Regions from separate parts of the Homo sapiens genome. Here regions 1 and 2 are each linked to region 3. The links are chromatin contacts, found by Hi-C or POLR2A ChIA-PET in ENCODE. All regions are on one chromosome and are shown on one strand. Each heading gives the region's core, a stretch centred on a gene start or an enhancer-like site at or near the end of the contact. The rest is flanking DNA. Distances are from core to core; before and after follow the strand shown.

Region 1 (3,260 bases), core at 209-2,708, 260 kb after region 3:
GAGTTCAAGGCCACAGTGAACTATGACTGTGGCTCCCTTGTACTCCAGCCTGAGCAACAGAGTGAGTTTCTGTCTTATTTTAAAAAATAATAGAAAGTTACCCTTTGAGAAGATTGTTGAAACTGGGGACTCTCTCCCTTGGCTAATGGCAGTCCATATTTTCCAAGAGAAGAAAATAATGGAAGAGGAGCTACACCATGCTCACTTTCCTTGTCCTGCCTGAGGCTCAGACTGTCCCTCAAGGGAGTTTCCTCTGTGCTGCCTGGGCTTCCAGACATCAAGGGAAATGTGAAAAAAAAGAAAGTCAATGGGAGGATTTTTGGAAAACTGAGATATACCTGGTATGAGGGTGACCTTTCTGAGGAATGTGTGTGGGTTTTCTCCTTTTTTAGGTGGCCAGTAAAGCTGAGGAGAATCTGCTCATGGTGCTGGGGACAGACATGAGTGATCGGAGAGCTGCAGTCATCTTTGCAGATACACTTACTCTTCTGTTTGAAGGTGAGCCTCTTTCTCCGCTCTAGAGAGACTGGAGACTGTATATGACACCTGCATCCTAGCCTTTCTTCTCACCCTTCTAGCCTGATGACTTTAATTTAATCATGTAGTTTATTGTGTATTAATTGATTGGAGAATTAAATAACTTCCAGATTCAGTGCCTGATTAGCAAAGATTAGAGTCTCTCCAGTGTTTTGATCCTACCTAACCCTCAAACCCCAAACTCTGTACGAATAAATTTAACCCTAAAATAAATTACTGGAAAGCGAGTGATGCTGATTTCCAAAGATGCTGCTGTAGAAAACAGTATCAATGTAACTTACCAAATGCCTGCTGGTGTACCAAGCACTGTACATATTTAACATATTTGCCTAGCAACCCCTAGCATTGACTAGGCCTATTTGTGTTCATTTTAGAAAGTGAAGCAGCCAAAAGGATTGAGCTAGACCTTCGGTTAGTCCTGGATGGGAGCAAGTTTATTTTGTAGGAAGAATACTTGGAATATAACCCTATTGCTTCCTCCCTTCTAGGGATTGCCCGCATTGTGGAGACCCACCAGCCAATAGTGGAGACCTATTATGGGCCAGGGAGACTCTATACCCTGATCAAATATCTGCAGGTGGAATGTGACAGACAGGTGGAGAAGGTGGTAGACAAGTTCATCAAGCAAAGGGACTACCACCAGCAGGTGAGCAGGGGAAGCTACAGGTAGGGTTTGGTAGCAGCTTTAGCGAGGAACACTGAGTAGAATAAATTGTAGGGTTTGAAAAAGTGAAAAAAAAGGTGCAGACAGGAGAAAAATAAATGCTAAGCGCACACTGGCCTGCATCTTGCCCATTGACAGCTTACTTTGGACTTGAGGTGTTGTCGAGATGATGATGGCCTCAGTTCAAGACCAAAACGGAAATAAAAAGAGCTTCCTGAAAAGAACACAGCAGAAGTAGTAAACCAGTTCTCTATCACAAAATGTGCAACAGTGCCCTCTAATGATATAATGACAATTCTATTTCTTGAGGTCCTATTAAGTGTCCAAGTAATTGTCTCCAATTTCCCCTTCATTCCTAAGATGTTAAAGATAACGTTTGCTTTTTCAGAACTTTGTTTTTTCCTTCTTTTGAGCAGAGAAAGTAAAAGTACGACATAGAAATAGGAGTGGCCTCATACAATTGTATTTCTAGAACTCCAGACTAGGAGACTATAAACAGTAGTCTATTGGAACACCATTAGCATGACTTTTAAGCACAGTAATAGAGGTGAGTATTATTAGCATCCAACCCAAAAACAAATCTTTGGCCTGTCATCCTGAAAGCCCACTGCTGGCTTGAAGGGAAGGTAAACCTGGTAAACAAACTAAATCTAAATGTTCTTGTATGCCAAAAGTTTGGAGTGACCAGCAAGAGGCCAATAGATGTGGGGGTGGGGAAGAATATTCTCATTCCTGTGGTATGTTGCAGTTCCGGCATGTTCAGAACAACCTGATGAGAAATTCTACAACAGAAAAAATCGAACCAAGGTAATAATCCTTCTCTCTTCTTCAGCCCACAGGAGTTTGAATTGGTAATCATGTAATATAATTCAGACTACTCTGTTACAATGTGGTCTATGTTTTTAAAATATTTTATCAATTACTCTTATTTTTCAGTGCAATGTATCATATGAACAAAAGTATATATAAATAAATTGTGTAATCAGTCATAATCAGCCGGGCGCGGTGGCTCACACCTGTAATCCCAGCACTTTGGGAGACCAAGGCAGGCGGATCACAAGGTCGGGAGTTCGAGACCAGCCTGGCCAATATGGTGAAACCCCGTCTCTACTAAAAATACAAAAATTAGCTGGGCATGGTGGTGCGTGCCTGTAGTCCCAGCTACTCGGGAGGCTGAGGCAGGAGAATCACTTCAACCCAGGAGGCGGAGGTTGCAGTGAGCCAAGATTGCACCACTGCACTCCAGCCTGGGTTACAGAGCGAGACTCTGTCTCAAAAAATAAATAAATAATAAATTATAATCAGTACAATCACGTGTCATTTAATGACTGGAATACTTTTTTTTTTTTTTGAGACAGAGTCTCACTCTGTCACCCACGCTGGAGTGCAGTAGCATTATCTTGGCTCACTACAGCCCCTGCCTCCCAGGTTCAAGCGATTCTCCTCCCTCAGCCTCCCAAGTAGCTGGAACTACAGGCGTGCACCACCATTCCCAGCTAATTTTTTATAATTTTAGTAGAGACAGGGTTTTGCCATGATGGCCAGGTTAGTCTCGAACTCCTGACCTTAAGTGATCCGCCCACCTCAGCCTCCCAAAATGCTGAGATTATAGGCATGAGCCACCATACCCTGCCAACAACTGGAGTACATTCTGAGAAATACATCATTAGACGATTTCCATTGTGTCAACATCGTAGGGTGTACTTAGCCTACTACACACCTAGGCTATATGATACAAACTATTACTCCTAGGGTATAAACCTGCATGGCATATTACTATACTGAATACCATAGACAATTATAACACGATGGTAAGTACTTGTATATCTAAACATATCTAAACATAGAAGAGGTACAGTATTATGTACTGTACCATAGAAACATAGAAAAGGTATAATATTATGGGAACCCTCTTGTGTATACCGATACAGTTTTTTTTTGTTGTTGTTTTGGGGTTTTTTTGCTTTTTTGAGATAGGGTCTTATTTTGTTGCCCAGGCCAGACTGCAGTACGGTGGTATGATCCTGGCTCACTGCAGCCTTGACCTTCTGGGCTCAAG
Region 2 (3,439 bases), core at 571-3,070, 320 kb after region 3:
AGCTAATACATATGGAGTGCTTTTTCAGGCACTATGGCAAAGGCACATCAGTGTCACTTCATATGACCCACCCAACAGTCCTAAGAATTGGTTCTTATCTCACTGAAGCTCTAGACAAGAAAACTGTAGTTTAAAAAGCAGAAACATAGCTATTAGGTTGGTGCAAAAGTAATTTTGGCTTTTGCCATTGCTTTAATAGCACAGGCAGGCTAGGCTTTTGTTTTGTTTTGTTTTGTTTTTGAGAAACAGGGTCCGGCTCTGTCACCAGAGGGCGGAACGCAGTGATGTGATCACAGCTCACTGCAGCCTCAAACTCCCGGGCTCCAGCGATCCTCCCATCCCAGCCTCCCAAGTAGCTGGGACTATGCATGAGTCCTGCTAGTTTTTTATTTTTTGTTGAGATGGGGCCTCCCTTTGTTGCCCAGGCTGACCTACAACTCCCGGACTCAAGTAATCCTCCCGCCTTGGCCTTCCTAAGTGTTGGGATTACAGGTGTAAGCCACCATGCCTGGCTTTTTTTTTTTTTGAGACAGTCTCCCTCTGTCGTCAGGCTGGAGTGCAATGGCGCGATCTCGGCTCACTGCAATCTCCGCCTCCCAGGTTAAAGTGATTCTCCTGCCTCAGCCTCCCAAGTAGCTGGGATTACAGACGTGCACCACCACGCCCAGCTAATTTTTGTATTATTAGTAGAGAGGGGGTTTTGCCATGTTGGCCACGCTGGTCTCAAACTCCTGACCATAGGTGATCTACCTGCTTCCGCCTCCCACAGTGCTGGGATTACAGGCGTGAGCCACCTCGCCCGGCCTTTTTTTTTTTTTTAATTAATAGTTTGCTGGAGTTACACAATCTCAAGAGGTCCTGAGAAAGTGTGCCCTAAGGCCCTAAGGTTCTTTTGTTGTTGTTGTTGTTGGTTTGTTTTGTTTTGTTTTTGAGACGTAGTCTCGCTCTGTCGCCCAGGGTGGAGTGCAGTGGCGTGATCTTGGCTCACTGCAACCTCCATCTCCTGAGTTCAAGCGATTCCCTCGCCTCAGCCTCCCAAGTAGCTGGGATTACAGGCATGAGCCTTGGCGCCCAGCCTCTACCCACTTTCAATACAGCCTCATCTGCTGAGATCAAGTTGAAATATTTTTTAGTGTCCTCAGCCCCACGCTGTCCAAGACTGGGATAGGGTTGGGGAGCCAGAGATAGAATAAAGTACTAAGAACTCTTCATATGAACCTTTTGAAGACAGGTGGGTCAGGGACTGCACATTTTAGAACTTTAAAGAGGAAAAAAAGGCTCACGGAGGACTCTGACTTGCTGCCTTCTAAATAACAGACCGAAAGAAGTTACTTGGGAGTAAAATCGTTTTGTAAATTACCCAAGAGCACATCATTGAGATTTGTGCATAATACTGAGCCCTGGCCGGGTAAACTGAGAGAGGAGAAGCGGCCTCAAAGTAAAATCAGAGCAGCGCCGGCATCCAGGGCCCCACCTGCCTCAGGGTGAGGATCCTCTGAGGCCCGCATCCCTCCCGGTCCCAGCTGCCAGCAGGTCCGGCCGCACCAGCCGGGTCGCGGGGCTCCCCTTGGAAGACCCAGGCCAAATGGACGCGGGAGCGTAGAAACACCTGTGGGCTCCCGGGGCACCGCAGAGCTCCCGGGGACTCTTCCCTGTCAGGACCCGGGCGGCCCGCGGGTCGACTCGGTGCTCCCAGTCAGGGAGGGTGCACCGGAAAGCTGAGGGGGCGCAAGGGGCGCAAGGGGCGCAAGGGGCGCTGCGGCGACCCTCGCGGACTGACGTACCTGCCGTCGCCCGGCGCTCGGCGGAGCGGGCTCTTTAACGCGAGGCTGCGCGACCCTCGCGGTGCACTCCGGGAAGTGTAGTTTCACCTCCGCGCCCCCCCAAGGCCGAGCCCCCGTCCGGCAAAAAACACGGTCGGAGCCACCGCATAGGCCAGCGTGGGTGGCCGGGGCAGCGCTTTCCTGAAGGGCAGCGGGGCTGCAATCCAGAAGGGAGATGGGAAGGGGGCCGCTCCAGGACCCACGAAACTACAACTCCCAGAGGACCGAAGCGCCTTAAAGACAGAGGCCCGTTTTCTGGGACTCCGGGATCCAGGTTAATAGGTTAATGTGTAGCTTTTTTGTTTGTTTTCTCGTTTGGGTTTTTTTTTTTTTTTTTTTTTAACACCTTCTGGACGGCACCAGGAGCTTCCGCTTTCCTCTGGAGAAAAATCCACTGATGGAGGAAAAAAAAAAATCACGCTTTGCCCAAGCGGAAGCAGCTGCCATTCGATTTGCAGTTGGAAAGGTTTGCGCTGGTTTCATCACGTGGATCCTTTGGGAAGAAACTTTCCAACTCCGTAATGGGGAGGGGATCTGCGGACCTTTTGGGAAAGTTGTGAATGGCAGCATTGATTGTCATAGATGACAATTGGAAATACTCTGAGTGTCTCTCTCTAGGTTACTATGTGAAAGGAAAATAAATCTCAGGACCCCAAAGTCACTAAGTCAAAGGGAAAAGTCAAGCTGAGAACTGCATCAGGGAAACCTACCTCCCATTTTATTCTTAAACAAGATAACTACAAAGATAAAAAAGCTAGATATGGCCTGGCCCTCACAACTTGCCCACTAGGAAATTCCTTGTGTGCCCCCAAATCTGTACCCTAAAACAGTTGTGTGGAATTTCAGTGACAATGTAAATTTATAGCTTATCTTCACAGGTGCTGGGCTTTGACAGCACTGAAAGTCATCTCTCAGCTCACCTGAGACAAATGCATATCTCATTGCTTCCTCTGCCCTATGTTTATTTTTTCTTATGTAAAAATGCATATTCACTGAGCTAGATGAATGCATAAGTGACTAGTCCTCTATCCCCCTCTAACATGTGAAAGGCTTATCAAAGACTCAGAAGAATGCAGCCATTTGCCTCTTACCTACCCATGCCTTTTAAAAATTTCCTCTTTCAGGCCAGGCACGGTGGCTCGCACCTGTAGTCCCAGCCCTTTGGTGAGGCCGAGGCGGGTGGATCATGAGGTCGGGAGTTGAAGACCAGCCTGGCCAATATGGTGAAACCCCGTCTACTAAAAATACAAAAATTAGCTGAGCGTGGTGGCGCGCACCTGTAGTCCCAGCAGCTTGGGAGGCTGAGGAAGGAGAATCGCTTGAACCCGGGAGGCAGAGGTTGCAGTGAGCTGAGATTGCACCACTGCACTCCAGCCTGGGCAACACAGTGAGGCCCTGTCTAAAAAAAAAAAAAAAATTCCTCTTTCCCCAATATCTGACCTTTCCCCTTTAAATATTGAAGCCCTCAAAATCATCTTTGGAGAAAGGTACAGACCTGTCTCCCAGGTGCACACATTCTTAACTTTGGCAAAATAAACTTGTAAATTGATTGAGACCAGTATCTGGTGCTTTTTGGTTTACAACTGGAAAACTAAACTAGGCACATCCATGCAAGA
Region 3 (3,440 bases), core at 678-3,177:
CCACAATCAATTTTAGAATATTTTCCGTGCCCTTGAAAGAATCCATTAGCCATTATACCCTATTCCCCCGTCTCCTCCAGTCCTAGGCAACCTCCAGTCCATTTTCCGTCTCCATAGGTTTGCCTGTTCTAAACACTTTCGAGAAAGGGATACAATATGTAGTCTTTTATGACTGGCTTCTTTCACTTAACACAATGTTTTTAAAGTTCATTTTTATGGCGTGCATCAGTACTTCATCCCTTTTTATTGCCAAATAATAGTCCATTGTATGGCTATACCACACCTCATTTATCCATTCATCTGTTGATAGATATTTGGGTTGCTTCTGCTTTTTGGCTATTGTAGATAATGCTGATGTGAACATGATTGATATACAAGGTTTCATGTGGCCATAAGTTTTCATTTCTCTTTGGCATATACCTAGGAGTGGAGCTGCTGAGTCATGTGGTGACTATGTTTAGCCTTTGGAGGAATGGCCAGACTGTTCTCCAAAGCAGCTTGCACCATTTTACATTCCCACCAGCAATGTACGAGGGTTCCAGTTTCTCCACATTCTCATCAACACTTGCTATTATTTGTCTTTTATTTTAGCCATCCTGATGGGTGTACAGTAGTATCTTGTGGTTTGGATTTGCATTTTCCTGATAGCTAAGGATGCTGGGTATTATCTGTCATTTTAAACATCCATTCCCCTCAGGCCAGTGATCCCTTCTGAGATTTGACAGATGTGTTTAGCACTGGTGTCCCCTCCTTGTGAGATCACTGTGACTACAGACTTACAAGCTTGGGGACTATCGAGAATGACTGGGCGTTGGTTGGGTCCTCAGGGCTCCAGAGCCATGGTCCTTTTGAAGAGCCTGAATCAAGGTATGGGGCTCTGGAGAGTTCTGTGTGTGCTTGTCACAGGGGTCTTGTTTATTCAAGAGAGCCAACAGCCTTTCATGACCCCTTGTTCCTCTTCCTCTCCCAGGAGGTCCAGATGGTTCCTGTGACTCCAGCTTCAGTAGCGGCATCAGTGTCTTCACTGCAGCCAGGTAAGTGGCTTGTTTCAGCCAGAAGGTTTGTGGAAAGCGAGCGGCCTAGATCTTTCCTGGATGCGGGAGACTACAGCAATGACCCAAGGCAAATTCTACTCGCGGCTGCTGCTTTTGGGACACCCTCGTACACAAAAGAGTTAATTGATGAAGGAATCTGAAGGACACTGAGCAAGCCCACCCCACCCAGGCTTGATGGATAGATAGGGCGGATTAGAAGCCACTGGGGGCCAGACATGGTGGCTTATGCCTCTAATCCCAGCACTTGGGGAGGCCAAGGCAGGCACATCGCTTGAGCTCAGGAGTTTAAGACCAGTCTGGGCAACATGGCGAGACCCTGTTTTTACTGAAAATACAAAAAATTATCTGGGCCTGGTGGCGTGTGCCTGTAGTCCCAGCTACTTGGGGAGGCTGAGGTGGGAGGATCACTTGAGCCAGAGGTTGAAGTGAGCTGAGATCACACCACTGCACTCTAGCCTGGATAACAGAGTGAGACCATGTCTTAAAAAAAAAAAAAAGGAATGAAAGAAAATGGATTGTTCTTACTTATTTTTAAATATTAAAAAAAAATTAAGCTATTGGAGGTCAGTAAACGCAAGTTATAATAATAAAAGTACAGCTAATACATGGTGACTGCAGTGAGACACAGTTGCCTTGACTCATCGCTGTCTGTTTGTCCAGGATGATGGGGGGCCAACAAGACCCACAAGGGGAAGTCTGTTCAAGGACAGCCTGAGCATGGGCAGTCATTAATCATGTCCAAGATTAAGGATAAATCACCGGCCCCAGGAGCTGTTGTCTCCTGTGCGCCCAGGTCAGCTGTAATGGCGCAGTCTTCCACATGGGGGCAGTGCAGACCAGGCAGCAAAATAATTCTCTTCCTTGGGGCTCCCTCCATACTCCCTGCAAGGTGAAGGGACTCCCCGCGGAAGGTACTGTAACGGTTCTGCCCTGGTCTGAGTCCCCTGGACTTGCCCCATGTCACTTTTTCTTTGGGTGACCTTGGCATCTCTGGGGCTAGAGTGGATGGTGGGTCTCATACAGGGGTTTCTTTCCCCTGAACTTGACAGTGAACCTGGGCCCTGGGAGAGCCAATCACTCATGAAGAGAAAGTGTGCACTCTACCCCAAGAGGCTCTTCCCCCCAGACCCCTAGCTAGGGTTCTTCCCTCATCGATGTCATTTGTGAACTTATCCTCATCCCTCAGCACCCTGAGCATGTTTTCCAAGCACGCAGGTGCAGCCGTTTATGAAATGTACCACTAGGAGTCCCCTACGTTGATGGAGGAGATCAGCGAATGTTGCCATTCTCTCCTTTTCACATAGCTGCCACGCGTTCCAGTGCACCTGCCTGTGCTCACCCCTGTAGGCTCCAAGATAAGAGCTGGCCCCTGAATGTGTCCCTGACCTTCATTCATTTACTCCAGTGGTGAGGCAGAGAAGTAGCCAGGAAGTTACTGGAAAGAGGAGTGATTGATGTGAGGGGTGAAGTTACCAGAAAGGGAGGGCCATGGTGCCTGAGCCCAGGCAATGAGAAGACTGGCTGGGAATAACAGCTAATGCCAGTCAACATAGCCAGGCTTCCAGGGCCCCAGCGCAGTGCTAAACCTTTACGTCGGATCCTTCAGCTTTGTCTGAGTCTCGTGGGGTCAGTAGTATTACTTTCATGGCAGGGACGAGAAGGGAGGAAGAACGGGGCTGCTCTGTGGACAGTGGATCTAGGAGGGGCCCGGTGGATGCAGACCCGCTAGGGAGCTGTCACCGTTGTCCCCATCAGAGGGGATGGGGGCTCAGGCTGGGGAGGAGCAGCATGTGGAGAAAGTTGGGTGGGTTTGAGCTCTGTGTTGAGAACCACAGGACTCACTGATGGGTGGGATGGGGTAGGCAGGAGAGAGGTGAGGGAAAGACTGCCTTCTAGAAATTTGGTGTGAGCCAGACCCCCGCTATCCTAGTGTCATTTGCACACCAGGGCTGGAAGGAGGAGCAGGTGTGGGTGGGGTGGTCAAGAGCTCGTTCCAGGTGGCTCTGAGCATCCCAGGAGAAAGGGGGAGGCAGACTCAGGTACTGGGTCCTGGAACTCGGGGAACGGTCTGGACAGACATGCGAGGACTTGTGTATCCTGCAGAGGGCTTAGCTTTTGCGCTGGAGGCTGTGGAGACAGTGTCACAAGTGGGAATGGCAGGATCTGATCTGGGATTTAAAAGCCTCCCTCTGGCAGCCAAAAGCCTGTTGTAGACTTGTCTCTGTAATCTGGGCTATGGGGATTGAGGGGGAGGTCGGGGAGGTCTAGGAGAAGGCAGAGGTAGGCTTAAGCCATGGGCTGCAGAGGGGCACCGCTGTCCGCTGCCTCGCTGGGGAGACTGTGCTACTGTCGGCTGGGATGAGCCTACAGGAGCCCTCAGTTCTT

The links. A loop is a pair of places that touch in the nucleus more often than their neighbours do. ChIA-PET counts read pairs that join two places held with the same protein, here RNA polymerase II (POLR2A). Pooled maps may share reads with other maps.
Region 1: a map of naive thymus-derived CD4-positive, alpha-beta T cell shows a loop between it and region 3 (11-fold over the local background). The contact joins two enhancer-like sites. A Hi-C loop is called at or near these places in 1 of 168 maps with a recorded cell type or tissue (naive thymus-derived CD4-positive, alpha-beta T cell), 1 of 37 single-sample maps with no recorded cell type and 9 of 50 pooled maps.
Region 2: a loop to region 3 is called in a pooled map, with 2.7 times the contacts of the local background. The contact joins the promoter of FCSK here to the enhancer-like site in region 3. A Hi-C loop is called at or near these places in 1 of 50 pooled maps. POLR2A ChIA-PET finds 5 or more read pairs at or near these places in 4 of 52 experiments (AG04450, HCT116, HEK293 and 1 more).

The regions. Positions count from the first base shown.
Region 1 is chr16:70,507,154-70,510,413 of GRCh38, reverse strand. COG4 (component of oligomeric golgi complex 4) reads left to right here. Exons shown (of 19, transcript NM_015386.3): 6 at 393-498; 7 at 1,026-1,183; 8 at 1,950-2,008. Among named protein-coding and RNA genes, the nearest start is that of COG4, 15 kb to the left of the region's middle. Within about 2 kb of position 1,458, at least 2 of the 41 ENCODE cell types and tissues checked have a DNase peak (open chromatin) inside an H3K27ac peak, as active enhancers do.
Region 2 is chr16:70,452,976-70,456,414 of GRCh38, reverse strand. It overlaps FCSK (fucose kinase), which reads right to left and starts at 1,820. Exons shown (of 24, transcript NM_145059.3): 1 at 1,785-1,820. LOC124903708 (a long non-coding RNA gene) reads left to right here and starts at 1,879. Exons shown (of 2, transcript XR_007065104.1): 1 at 1,879-2,097; 2 at 2,948-3,378.
Region 3 is chr16:70,769,703-70,773,142 of GRCh38, reverse strand. VAC14 (VAC14 component of PIKFYVE complex) reads left to right here. Exons shown (of 19, transcript NM_018052.5): 10 at 971-1,034. VAC14-AS1 (VAC14 antisense RNA 1) reads right to left here. Exons shown (of 6, transcript NR_034083.3): 6 at 1-1,535. Among named protein-coding and RNA genes, the nearest start is that of TRG-GCC3-1, 6.9 kb to the left of the region's middle. Within about 2 kb of position 1,927, at least 2 of the 41 ENCODE cell types and tissues checked have a DNase peak (open chromatin) inside an H3K27ac peak, as active enhancers do.